3 separate regions of the Homo sapiens genome follow, and regions 1 and 2 are each linked to region 3. Evidence: chromatin contacts called from ENCODE Hi-C or POLR2A ChIA-PET data. All regions are on one chromosome and are shown on one strand. Each heading gives the region's core, a stretch centred on a gene start or an enhancer-like site at or near the end of the contact. The rest is flanking DNA. Distances are from core to core; before and after follow the strand shown.

Region 1 (4,805 bases), core at 658-3,157, 390 kb after region 3:
GTTAATGCTCCCTAGATTGAAGCTTTTGTCAGTGGGACACAGGAGCCAGGGAAAAATTTCTTCTCTGTTCTCTTTCCCCTGCCCACCCTCTAGGAAGAGGGTCTGTGAGAGTGATCAATTATTTACACTTATTACCAAGTGGTATCCAGCTCAGGAAACCTTTCCTTCCTTTTCTCTTCATTTCTCCTTTCCTGGGTTTGCATTCCCCAATAAAGAAGTAGCATGATAGTTTTTGTATCCAGTTCTGATTTCCGGGGCACCCAAACCTATCACTTTTTACTTGACAACACAGTTGCTTATGCATGTATCTTGTTCCACCTGACTAGACTACATAATTATTGTGAGTTTCTTTATCTGCATTATAATCTAGCATAATGTTAGTGCTCAATATGGTCTGTGGCATGAATGAATGACAAGAGGTTTTGGAAAATGTAGTGTCAACAGGGACCTGAAGACCCTAAACTGACACACACAATATGGAGGGATGGGAGGGGAATGTGTTCTTACATTATGACTTCTGTTCTCAAGCCGATAACTGGTTAGTCTGTTGGATGTACCAGAGCACAATTCAAACCAAAGGATAGCTTCCTTCTTATGCCAGTACAATAGTGTGCACAATGAGGCAGAATATAGAAAATTATTAGGTCAGACTCCTTATATAGAACCGAAGGCAGCCAGACACCAGGGAGCAGAACATAGGGAAAATAAGAGGAGAGAATTCCCTTAGAGGTAAAGAAACTGATGGCCTGTTACTTTTCACAATATTTGCAAAGGAGAAAGGCAAATTCACAATGGGGCTAAAGAACCGTCTCAAGAGAGACCTTATTAGAACTGTAGGAGGACTGGGATGGTCCCAACCGAAGTCTGCTGGAAGGAAAGGAGACCATTCTCCCAGGGGCGGGCAGAACTCACCCCGAATGACTGCGAGTTCCTTTTATCACTACCCCACCAACTCTGATTCAGTCTTTTTTGCATCTTGTTTCATTAGGGTTGGAACCTTGATACCTATGTGCAGCCTTGAAACCACTGTGGTCTATGCCTGTATCCAGGCCAACAAGGACATGACCATGGCAGTGGAGAGGCATCCATCAGTCTGCTTTAGGGCAGTTTTTAACAAAGGCACCTGCAGAAGGAACTGAAACAATACTCACCCATAATTGGGCAGCTCAGAAGCTCTTGTTCCCTCTCAGCCCTGTATTTGGAAGCAGGACTGTGCACTTTGGACTGTGTCCCGGCAGTTCTTGGACCTCAAAAGAGTAACACTAGTCCTCCTGCTAATGAGGACTCGATCAGCTAATTGCAAATGAAAAGATGAGACTGCATTCATAAGGGGATGAAGTGGTTCCTCCTGGTCATTCCAGGACTTGCTGAGTCTGTCTGCAATAGGTACACTTCGTTGACTAAAACCTTTCTAGGGTACCAGGTGTAGCCATGGCTTATTGGAAAGTATGACCCATGCAGAGAAAAACAAAACAGGAGATGGGCAGAGGACAGGAGATGAGTAATTGCACCTGTCAGAAAATGAGGATAATGGTTAAGGATACTAGCATGGAAGCTCTGAGTTTTATGGAGAAAAACACCAGGGCAAATACGAGGAATTATTTGTCCTCAATGTCCCCTGGAGAAGGTGGAGTTGATCATTGGGGCCTTGGTGGCCTGTATGACCTTCCAGCCAACAATATTTAAAGTGCCTGCTTACACTCAGTGGTTAGCACAGGCATTACACCACCCCATCCCTGCTGCCCACCCTGAAGATACAGGCAGCTCTGATTTTGTGACATGCTATTTTTAAAACAACCAAATCATTTCTACATTGCCCCCTTCACAGCCTAGAGGAAGGAACTGGTTGCCTCACCAATCTTTGGCACCAAAGTGCTTCACTGCGGATGTCTTTTTTTCTGCTGTCATACCGTCCTGATTAAGATTAATTGTCCCAGTCGAAGTGACTCACTTAGAAAGGATGGGAAGGGTGGAGGGAAGAGGGCAGTTTGCTTCTTTTTTTTTTTTTTTTTGCCTACTTCAATGTTTGTTCTGAAAGATCCAAAAGAATACAGGAGTGTAGCAAAGGAATTTAAAGTGTGGAACATGTAATAAAGGAGATCAAGTGAAAAAGCTATTATGGGCTCCATGTTTATCTTCAGCTCAGTGACTTTCAGAGGAGCATGCACTTGGCTGGGGAGCCTGGAGGGTGTGACTGCTCCCTGCCAGTTGGAGGGCCTTGACCTGAACTCTCAAAAATTCAGCTGACCTCGTCCAGCCCCAGCTACTCTAAAAACAAGGCTACAACATCTCCCCTCACTGACACAGATACACCCCTATGTATATATTAAAACCTCAAAAGTTCATTTTGGGTGCAGAAATCATATACAACCAAGGGAGCAACTGAGTAAGAAAAAGAAAATATATAACGACTAAACTAAAAGCTGTACCAAAGAGGAAAGAGATATTATTTATAGAACAGCTTTCACTTGCCAGGCATTAGTGCAAAAGTTGATTCTTTCTGAGATACTTCTCCAGAACTCAGATTTGCACATCCTCTCTGAGTCTATCCCTCCAGCTCTGAGAGGCTCCCACTCCCTGGCAAGCACCTCAGACTCCTTTGTTGATGGAGTGGGCCTGGCTGAAGCAACTCTGGCTATTTTGGGGATAGTTATAGAATACTTATAGAGGCCTTATTCAAAAACTCATGACCACTACTCTCATTTCAAATTAAAAACGTCTATCCTCTATGCTTTTTTTCCCCACCTTATTACCTTAACAAAAAGAAGAAAGGTTTGGCAAGGAAAGAAGTGTATGGCTTTGCTGATTCTGTGCATTCAATAGAAATCAAATTGTCATGACTTGTGAGGAAGAGAATTGGGCAGGGTGTCAGTAGACTGAAGCACACAACATCCAGCCCAGAACAGGCCACATTTGGTAGCCATTGGCTAATGAATGAATGGATGAATGAGTGAACTTAGGTATGAATCCCAGCCCATCAACTAACCAGTCGTGTGCCCTTAGATAAACTACTTCTATTTTCTGGACCTCAGAGATTATCTAGTTCAACAGAGGAAACCAGCCTTAGCATCTAGCTCAGATACTCCTCTTACTGTCCCATCAGCCTGGAGTCTGTATATTCCTGGGGGGCTGTCTTGACATTTCCTTTTTCTGAAAAGACCATTTGAAACCATTCCTGTTCTACATCTACATCTTGGGCTGGATGAACCTTGAACATGCATCTCTCAATTCCAACTTGAGCCCACCGAACAGCTTAACTGAAATTTTCTCTGGGTTCCAGTGCTCCAAGTCCAGAGGCTTCCATATCTGCTCTTGCCAAATACAAGTGGTTGGCAGATAACCCTGCAGTAACTCATCACCCCAACAGTAACTCATCTGTATTCACTCCACCCCAGCTCTACACAGACAAGTCACCACAAATGGATTGATGGCAATTTGAATTCATTGCCTACATGGGAAATTTCTTTGAGGGGAGTATCTGGCTACATCCTTAAGTTACAGATAAGATACTTATTCTCAAACAAGTAGCCAAGGAATATTATCATAATCCTGTCTGTCCTAGTATTTGATACCTTCATAATAGTTATTCCTCTAACTTAATCAAGGTTTAGTTATTTTCAGCCTCTCCCTCTCTCTCTCTCTCTTTCTCTTTCTCAAAGAGTTGGAGGGATTATCAGCCATACGAACATAAGTCAATGCAATCTTGGCCAAATTTAGGTAAATGGACAGGATGCAGATAACGCTGGGGACTCAGAAGGTTGAGCCGAAGCTGCAGAGTCTAGATAGCTTCCGCCTTCCATTGTCCCGTGATGCTTGCTCTGATAGTCCCTCTATCTCTTCCCTGCATTCCAGACTTGCTTAAGAATTAGAGAATATCAGACCAAGAAATCTCAAGCTCCATTCCAGCTCTACTCTCCTCCTTTCAGGGATGAGAAAGCTGAGGCTCAGAGAGGTTAAGGTTGCCTTCCAAAGTCACAAAGCCAACACAGCCCAGCCTTGCCCCATGTCTCTTCCACTACCACTCAGGACACACCCAGTCACCTCAATTCCCACAGGACCATTGCAGTTGGAACAATTTTAGCAACAATGTTTGTTACTGATCAACCCAAGCTTCCCTGAAATGGAAAACAGGGAAATGCTGGGGCAAGAAAGATAGCCAAGGGATTTACAGAGAAATAAAAGCTCCAGAAGAGAGGCCTTCATGACCTAATTGTGGCCCTATAAGCCCAGAGCATGCTGGATATTTTGCTTTGTTTTATTGCTTTTTTTTTTTTTACTTGCCCTTCTCATTCTTATCCCCACTTAGTTTTGCATGGGAAAGAGAAGGTCAAGGATCTGGAAAGACAAGGAAGGTATTTTATTGGCCAGAAATTTGCAAGACGTCATATTCCTGCTTTATCAGTATGCCTGACCCATTGATTGGAGATGGTTCTTTACCTCCTGGCTCCTTTTAGGCCCTGTAAATTCAACGCTTTTTAATTTTTACAGAACAGTTTATGGGCTGCAAAAAGGGGAAGCTGGGGGAATCTGTTGTCAGGGGCTGCATTGAGCAATGAACCATCTTCTCAGTGTTCTTTTTCTTTCCTCCCACAGGAAGTCTTGTAAATGAGCACTTGGACTTTCTGAGGGAGATTGAAAAAGGTTTTTGGGGGGCAAGGCATGAAAGGGCAGACAGATTATGAAGGGGCCTTCAGGAAAATCTGAGACACCGTCTACCTCTGGTCAACTTGGTTATTTGTGGGACAGGAGAAGATTCCAGCAGATCATTCTCAAAATCTACTCTGAACTATTCAGCCTGTGAGGAA
Region 2 (4,520 bases), core at 1,167-3,666, 280 kb after region 3:
AGGAGTTCGTGTTAAGTTTCATGTTTGTGCAGGAAAGATCTGAAGGGCAGTGTGGCCACAAGGACTGATGGACAGATAGATAGACATGTCTGGATTTATGACTGAGCAGCTGACCCGCGCCAACATGCTAGTGAGGACACACAGTTGACTTAACACAGGCTGCTGGTATCCACAGCCAGAAGTCGAAGAAATTGTTGGTGTTATTAACAATCTTCTGGCAGGAGGATGGCACTTACGTCCTGGCTGTGCCGACACAGCTAAGATTCTCTGGTGTGGATTCCAGGAGCACATCGATCCTGGCCACACAGACAAGCTGGAGGCCAAGAGTCCCTTCCCTTGTCCTCACAGGGGGCCACCACAGTCAGCCTGGACAGCCCCTTCAACAACCAAGGGACCTGTTTACAAAACGGTGAAACAAACTAAAATCAGACAAATAAGTGTCACACTAGATTGGCTGGTGGAGCCAAAGGGTTTGATGTAGAGGTGCCAAAAAGGAGCATAAAACCAAGGGGAGATCAGGGCCTTGGGTGCAGAAAGGGTGAAATCAAATCTCACCTTTAGCCATTAATATTAGTGTGGCACAGGCCAATCCTCTTACCTGTGGGGCCTCAGTTTCCCCATTTGAGAAATGGTGATGAAAATCTGCCTCATAGCCCTATTGTGAGATTGGAGGGAAATCCTGGCTGTGACTTGCCCAGTGCACCTTAGTTCATTTTCCTCCTCTCTGTATGTAGTAAGTCACTCCAGAAGAGAGCCGACAATTCTGGCCCTGACAGGCGCAGCAGCCAGCCCAACCCTGAGAAGCAGTTCCCCCACCCCTTCTCCCTCACTCTGTCCTCCCCTCCTGGCTTTTTCCCAGAAGGCTCCAGGGCTCCCAGGCCAACTGCCAAACCACAGGGCTCTGCCATTGGCTTTCATAGACCCCCTCCCCTTCCCCTCTTCAACTGCATCTCTGCGTGGCAGTCCTGCTCCGGGCTCCCTCCCTGGAGGGTAAGACCCGTGGCTGCCCCAGCCTGCTATGCCAGCATTTGCAGGGGTATTCATCTGAAACCACTACTGACAATCTGTGTTTATTTGGGGCGTGCAGAGGAGCCAAGGGCTATGAAAGGAGCTGCGTTCCAGAACTCTCTGATTCCCATCAGGCTGCGCAGATCAGGCCCTGTAGCTGAAAGAAGAGCTAGGCTTTCTCTTTCCATGTCTTCAAATAGGGGACCGCACACTAGTTGCAGTTCCAACAGTTGCAGTCTGCAGTTCCTCTTTTTGCTCACTGACAACACAACCCAATCCTGTGCCTTATCAAAGACAAGAACTATTAGAGAAATGATGATGAGAATTGAGGATGTCAAATTTTATACATTTGTAATTGCAGGGGATAACAAGACTTCTTTATTTTGCACTGTTTAATATTTCAACTTTTTATGGAAATAGAGAAAAGTGCACAAATTGTCAACTGATAGCTGGGATTGGATGGCAGGAAGAAATTGACACTAGGACTGGCTTCCAGCACCTTTAGCTGGACCATGTAGCCTCTTAGGGCACGAGAATTGAGAACATTCTTTAGGAACCCTGTTAGCATATTTATTACAACCAGGGGTGAGCTGGAGCCAGCTTGCACCAGCTCAGAAGAGCCTATTTTTCCCATCTCTTCCCAACTCCACATTCAGTGACCTCACATTGGTGCTTGAAATCAGGGTCAAAGGGAGTATTTACACCACAGAAATCAGCAGATGATAAGTAGAACAGCCACCCCACCGACCTCCCACCTCCGCCACGAACAGTTTTTAACCATTTACTAACAAACCACTGTTTAAAACTTTCCTAAAATGGGTGAACAAAATTTGAGTACCTTTCTGACTAACTCCAGTTTAATCAATCCCTACCCCCTTTCTCAGAAAATCTCCCTTCCCATTATCTTGCCCTGAGAGTACAGAGCCTTTGCAATCTTCCTTCTGGAAACTCTCATGCATTTGACAACTGCTGCACCTCAGCCTTTTTCCCTCTCTTCTGCTTTTTGTTAAGTGATTGCTGTTCTTGAGTGTGTCTAAGTGATTCCCCAGAGACATATCCAGGTGGTTGATGTGCAAAGCCCGGCACTTCCTGGAAAGAAACCTCTGCTCCAGGGCTGACAGTGAGGCCTCCCAGAGCCTCCATGACCCCCTTGGATTGCAGACACTGTCCAAATGTCCTTCTGTCAGATGGCTTCCCCTAACGCCATGCCTTTCTCAATTTATTGCATTTTCAGCCTTACTGAAGTCTGCCCTGGGGACAAATTGGAAACCTATAACCTTAGGACAGCAAGGTAAGGAGAGCCAATGCACAGCCCCTTCACTTCTCTGGCCCCTCAGTCCCCTCTTGTCTTAATTGGGCAGTGTGGGTCAAACGCTGCACACGTCCCTTCTGATTCTGCACGCAGTGTTCTTTCTACATCTTGGCTGTACAGAGAGTTCCATTTTTCACCCCCATGAGAGGGGGGTGGGGCAAAACACTGAAGGAATCTTTCAAAGACCCTCCACCTGACCCCTGTCTGAACAAATAATTAATCTCCTGAAAAAGCAGCTCGCTGATGGGTCCAGGCTGTGCCTGTGGATTTATGAGGTGACGTCAGTTTGAAGACTGGGATGCAGAGCCTGAGCTGTGTTTCACACACTCCTCAATTGTTTTAACGGACCTGCTCCTGAAGGCCTCCAAATCTTTCCCCAAGCTAAGCTTTATTAAAATGGCAAAGATGGAGAGGAGTGCTTTTCCAGATAAATCAGCTTACTTAGGCTCTGCTCCCTCCCCTCCCCCTGTCTACTGGAAAGCACTCCCAGAGGGAAGGAAATGAAGAACTGCAAAGTACTTGCAGGTACATGCTTAATGCCTTAAACTCTAGCATTGTGTTAACAGCTATTCATGGACTGGACTTTAAAGAAATAGATGGATTCTCAATCTGCCCAATTTAAATAATCCTTAAGAGAGAACTAAGGAGGAAGATTAATGTCCTTAGTAACTAAATGACACACCAGAGTTTAGCCTGGAGGCTGGGTCTCTGCACTGACTATCACAGTGCAATTCCTTGAGAGGATCCAGATAAAACTGGGTTTAAAATGAAGGTGGGGGGCGTTAATGGGGAGAAAAACGGTTAGAAGTCAGAGTGAAAGAAGGGAGGGGTGGATGTGAGCAAGCGGGGATGGAGGCAAAGCTTTTGTCCCAGAGACAAAAGTGGTGGGAGAGTGAAGGAGTAGAAGAAAATATATTTCTACTCTTGACTGATCATATGTGTCATTGTCTCTCAATACATACATGTATATAATATGCATACACACGTGTAGTCTCTCTGACACATACACACACATAGTCTGTTTATAGACTGCATGCATACTTGTCTAAGACTTGAGAAATGTAAAGTCAGAGGCCACTTATATTTAGAATTTCAGGAATATGTATTATTGATTGAAATGAAAGACCTTAGAGACCTGAACTGTTAATATCTCATTTATGGGAACAAAATAAAAACAATTGTTGCAACTTAGCATGATTTTTGAGAGATGGTGATGGTAGAGAATCACTTCAGGGAAAGGGAGAAGGTTTAGCTGACAAGTGGGAGAAAGAAAGGGTATCCTCTGTGTGGTGTCTATGCATGTATGTTGGGCAAATCTGCAGTGAGGAAGCAGCCAGTGAGGGAAGGGAGAAAGCCAAGGAAATGATCAGGGCAACACAATCCCCTGATCCAAACAACTCTCCTGTATTTATATTAGGACTATATGAGACTGGTCAACCTTGCAAAATTAGTGACTACATTTCATTAGCTATATTTAGGCCGAATTAAATTTGAATTCAATCACTTTTGATTCTGAGGTCCATCTCTTTTTACTATTTCCCATTCTTGTGGCAGTTACTATGTAGTCAAAACCAAGTATGACAGATGAAGAGAGCTCCAGGGCTAGAAAACTAAAAGGTTGTGAGGATAATTTGAATGGGACTTGTGTCACCTTGTTGATTGCAAGGTGGATTCCCTGATGGCCTGGCCAGCTGCTATGACTGCCCTCTTTGTCCTCACCATGCCATAGGCCGTCTCTGGAGCTTCCCTCAAGGTCAAAAAGGACAATCTTCCAAGACGGAGAAGGGCCAGTCTCTGTAAAGTCCTTTAGCGCAGAGGCCATAATATCTACCACTTTCCACAGTGTTTGGCTCAGTATGACTTTTAAGAAATCATTTACAGAATTAGAAGTATTTCCACTACGTGGAATACAGAGCATATAAGGCCTGCCTTCTAGAATCTTGTAACCTAAATAAGATTGGATTTATACTAAGAGAGAAGCAACTAAAATAGCATATAATAAATGCATTTTTTACATTGTGTCCTAATACCACATACCAGCCCTGGTCAGAGATGTGGAGAAAGTGGCTTCCTGTAGATAACTGAGAGTCCACTGTGGTAGAATAGGGAGGGTGTACATTGAATCAGGGTAGGTACAGGCCTTTTAGAACTGGCTGAAATTGAGGAGTCAGTATCAGATGTTGAGAAGAAGATATTTCAA
Region 3 (4,496 bases), core at 1,211-3,710:
AAGGAAGATGGTCCATGGACAGGTGGTAGAGAAAGAGGACATTGCTTTAAGCACTGCACTTCTTGGCTTACCTTGGACCTTGGACTAGAGTCAGCCTGAAGACCAGGGAGAAAACACTCTAGTGGAGGGAGAGGATTTATAAGGAAGAAGATGCATCATCTCTTCCTCCGTTCTCTAGTGCACTCTTCACATCACTGCCCTCTTCACATCACTGCCCTCACCTTCCCTAAAACACTGCTGTTGTTATACGTTTCTCTTGTTTACTGACTTGTGGTAATTTAGATTTGCAGGAAAAAACATGCTTCTAAGTTTTTCATTTCAGACTACCAATCTGGCCCTACTATTTAACTTTCAAATCTACTAGCACCCAACAATAGCAGAGTAGTTCTCTTGTTCCATAACCTTCTGCCTCCGTTCTTTTTCACCACCTGAAACATGTTCTCTTCTTTTCTTCTGATCTTAGACATACTTTAAAGCCTTTCTGTACAATGAAGTTTCCTGGATCACTCAAGATGAGCTCCCTTCTCTTCCCACTGATATGTTCATTTGTTTAACAGCCCATTTATTCATTTATTTATTTGCTGAATTAATACTCATTGGATGAACATACTTATTAAGCATCCACTATTTGCCAAGGACTAGGTAGATAGATTTAAGACACATTTTCTACGCTCGAGGAGTTTGATGTGAAGGAGAGAATTCTCAACTCCTATAGCACTCACTCGTTAGCAATATCATGCTCTACATTGCTAGTTATATTTTTCATGTTCTCTTTCTGCTGCTATTGTTTGTTTTATTTTAATCTGTAAAATACATTTTTTTAAAGGCAGATAACCTGTTTTCCAGTTCTTTTTATTCCCCCTAAAGCCTTGCTGTTACGAAACTCCCTGGAAGCATAAAGGGTTTGGAAGTGCTTGAGAGCAGTGGGCTGGTAGCAACAAGTGCATGACAGGCCAGAGAGTGGGAGAAGGGATCAACGTATGTGATTTGATGGCTGTAAAAGGAAACAAATTACTTCATGTGACTACTGGAGCCTAAAATCAGAAAGGCGAGGGCTATTTTCCCTGTTTAAAATGAGCATATCAATGAGGAAGGCCTCTGAGGAGTTACTGATTTGTGTCCCCTCATATCCCAGGGATCCAGGAACATGAGACCCAGCCTCACCTGTGAGAAACAATGTAGAATGGCATAGGGATTGACTGAGTGGTCCAGACTGTTAGCATGGGCGTTGAGCACAGGGCACCATGTTGCCTTATCTCTCAGGAGGTGTCTTCGGCAGGCAGCAAGATTACATTTGAACAGTCATAGAGGCCAAGGCCCCCTTTTGGGATTCCAGATTGTTGCTGGAAGAGAGACTCCACCTCACCCATCCCCTTTCCCTCTGATTTATTCAGGTTATGTATGGACACTCAAACAGGGTGCATGCTGTGAAGAACACATGATTCAGTCAGAAAACAATGAATGAGGAGTCAGGAAAGGTGGTTGTAGACTTAGTCTTGGCTCTAATGACTTGTGTGACTTGGGGCAATCCCTTTTCCTCTGGGCCTTCGTTTTCCCATCTGAAAAGTAAGGGAGCTGAAATAGTTCAGTCATTTTGTTCAACTTTTTAAACAGTAGAACCCTTTCATCAAACAAATCATAATGCAGAAGTTCAGGATACAGGACATATAGAGGCAGAGCTGAATTGACTGATAAGGCCCAGAAGGGAATAAATAGACCACTCACTTACTCAGGACTTCCTCTCCCTTCTGCTGCCCAGCACACCTTTTGAAAACCTCTGGACTAGAAGGGTGGACTCTACAAGTTTTAACAATTAGGATGCAAAATTAACCAAAATTAATATTAAGAGGCTCATACCCAATACAAGCATTTTGATAAATCATGTAGACTTACTACTCTCTATCCTTGTGTTAACTATTAGTAAAACTCATTTTTACCTTTAAGAACAAAATAAATATAGCTGGAAGTTTTAATGTTTCCTTCCCACACCCCAGTGGCTTGTCTTGCTCAATTCCTAAAGTGCACATGCCCTGGTTTGGAGACCACTGGCCCTCAGGGATCCCCAGGTTCTTTCCAGCCCTGCTGCTTGCCTGGAGTGCCAGCATTTCCCAGCCTTATTTATTACTTATAGAAGAAGCAATTTTCTGGGTTCCTGGGAGAGTGAGAGCATAGCAGCCATTGTGGGGAGATTAAAAATACTCCACTAAGAACTGGAGACTCTGTCAGTATCTCTGTGGGCCAGGCCTGCTCTGCTGGTTCAGGCATCTGCCTGGGACCCTCCCCTGCATTCACCTGTAGTCTCTCAAGTCTCCTGGGAAAATTTCTCAGCACGTGTCTGGCATGTGCCTCTCTTCTAGCCATGAACCAGTAGCCCCAAACCAGGCTGTGCCAGATTTCTCAGAACTCTTCTGATGAACAAAGAACAGCAGCTTGAACACTCTGCACCACCATCTAAGAAATATTTTGTGAGGAGTAGGGAGCTTAGGGGGATGTGTATGACAGCCTCTCCTTCGTCATGCTCTGGCCAAGTGGCTATCTGTTCCTGGAAAAGAAAGGAAGATGGGGGAATTGTTGGGTCGCTTTCTTTGGGAGGACCGTGGGGGCTCAGGGGCGCGGTGGCTGAGGCCCAGACCCCAGTTCCCAGTCCCCATCCACTCATAACTCATTTGAGAGATATGCAGAGCTGTCAGAACTGCCAAAAGCCTCCTTGCCAAGGCAGGCTTCTCTCCAAATGGGCTTCTATATTTATGTGAAACCAAAATAAAACACAGCGCTAAAAGGCAACAGACATAAAATCAGGCAATTGCTCACAAGGGCATGTTTAATGAAAGGCAAGACAGTAGGGGGTGAGGCCATGAGGGGCGACCCAGAGCAGAACGATGGCTCGGTGGGCCTCAGGGATCTTGACTTAGGTGCTGCCAGGATGCTGTCCACAGACAACGGCCAGGCAAGTCTCAATGCCCCCTGTCTTAGTACAGCCCACACAGAGACATCAGAAGCTGTATTAGTTTTCTGGGGCTGCCATAACAAAGTACCACAAACCGAGTGGCTTAAAACAACAGAAGTTATGCTCTCCCAATTCTGGAGGTCAGAACTGTAAAATCAAAAGGTGTTGCCAGAGCCATCCTCTGTCTGAAGGCTCCAGGGGAGGATCCTTCCTTGTCTCTTCCAGCTTCTCATGGCTGCTGGCATCCTCAGTGTTCTTGGCTCATAGCTGCATCACTCCAGTCTCTGCCTCTGTCTTCACATGGATGTCTCTCCTGTGTGTCTGCATCTCTCTGTCTGAAGTTCCCTCTTATAAGGATACCAGCCATATTGGATTTAACGCCCACCTTAATAGAGTATGGCCTCATCCTGACTTGATTACATCTATAAAACCCCTGTTTCTCCATAAGGTCACAGTTACAGGTTCTAGGTGGATATAGATTTTGGGGGATAATATTCAATCTGGTCTAGACCCCAAATGCACCCTGTGCCATGGAAAAGTGGGGGCTTTTTTTTAAAAAAGAAAGTCTGCTTTCTTAAACTCAGAATATTACACCCCTTCTCCAGTTTAGCAAAGGCTCTAGGCGGATGGGAAGGGTGATGGTCTTGCAGTCTCCCTTCAGGCTCCTCACACAGGCAGGTCTCTCAGAAGTCCAGATGCTTAATCCCCCTCTCAGCATAACCCAGGAAACTAGAGGTCTCACCACTTTTGAAAGACTTCCAGGAAAGATGATACACAACTTACATTCTTGGTGGACAGGAGAAGGTCCAAATTTCAAATAGGATTGATCAAATCAAACCTCTGTCTGAGCTGTGTCAGCTGAGTAGGGCATAGAAACATCTACCCTGAATTTTGAAGATAACTTTAAAGCTTGGACAGATGACGCCTCTTTTCCACTGCTTTTTTTTTGTTTGTTTGTCTGTTTTTTTTTTGTTTGTTTTTTGTTTTAAATAGATGGATTTTCCCTCTTGTTGTCCAGGCTGGAGTGCTCACGGCACTCTCGGCTTGTGGCAACCTCCGCCTCCCGGGTTCAAGTGATTCAGCCTCCCGAGTAGCTGGGGTTACAGGCATGTGCCACCTTGCGCGGTTAATTCTGTATTTTTAGTAGATACAGAGTTTCTCCATGTTGGTCAGGCTGGTCTCAAACTCCTCACCTCAGGTGATCCACCCACCTCAGCCTCCCAAAGTGCTGGAATTACAGGCGTGAGCCACCACTCCCAGCCCCCCAACCCCTTTTTCTTTTTTTTAATTACACTTTAAGTTCTGGTACACATGTGCAGAACGTGCAGTTTTGTTACACAGGTATACATGTGCCATGGTGGTTTGCTGCACCCATCAACCCATAATCTACATTAGGTATTTCTCCTGATGCTATCCCCTCCCTTGCCCCAAACCCCCAACAGGCCCTGGAGTGTGATGTCCCCCTCCCTGTGCCCATGTGTTCTCATTGTTCAACTCCCACTTATGAGTGAGAACACGCAGTGTTTGCTTTTCTGTTCCTGTGTTAGTT

The links. Hi-C counts contacts between places; a loop is a spot of excess contacts on that map. ChIA-PET counts read pairs that join two places held with the same protein, here RNA polymerase II (POLR2A). Pooled maps may share reads with other maps.
Region 1: a loop to region 3 is called in a map of aorta, with 2.5 times the contacts of the local background. The contact joins two enhancer-like sites. A Hi-C loop is called at or near these places in 1 of 168 maps with a recorded cell type or tissue (aorta) and 2 of 50 pooled maps. POLR2A ChIA-PET finds 5 or more read pairs at or near these places in 1 of 52 experiments (A673).
Region 2: a pooled map of ovary shows a loop between it and region 3 (2.5-fold over the local background). The contact joins two enhancer-like sites. A Hi-C loop is called at or near these places in 4 of 50 pooled maps. POLR2A ChIA-PET finds 5 or more read pairs at or near these places in 2 of 52 experiments (IMR-90 and WTC11).

Annotation. Positions count from the first base shown.
Region 1 is chr2:217,359,129-217,363,933 of GRCh38, forward strand. All of the region lies in intron 8 of DIRC3 (disrupted in renal carcinoma 3), which reads right to left. Among named protein-coding and RNA genes, the nearest start is that of DIRC3-AS1, 79 kb to the left of the region's middle. Within about 2 kb of position 1,908, at least 15 of the 41 ENCODE cell types and tissues checked have a DNase peak (open chromatin) inside an H3K27ac peak, as active enhancers do.
Region 2 is chr2:217,247,620-217,252,139 of GRCh38, forward strand. It overlaps the pseudogene RN7SKP43. Among named protein-coding and RNA genes, the nearest start is that of DIRC3-AS1, 33 kb to the right of the region's middle. Within about 2 kb of position 2,417, at least 9 of the 41 ENCODE cell types and tissues checked have a DNase peak (open chromatin) inside an H3K27ac peak, as active enhancers do.
Region 3 is chr2:216,972,196-216,976,691 of GRCh38, forward strand. No RefSeq gene overlaps it. Among named protein-coding and RNA genes, the nearest start is that of TESHL, 100 kb to the left of the region's middle. Within about 2 kb of position 2,461, at least 7 of the 41 ENCODE cell types and tissues checked have a DNase peak (open chromatin) inside an H3K27ac peak, as active enhancers do.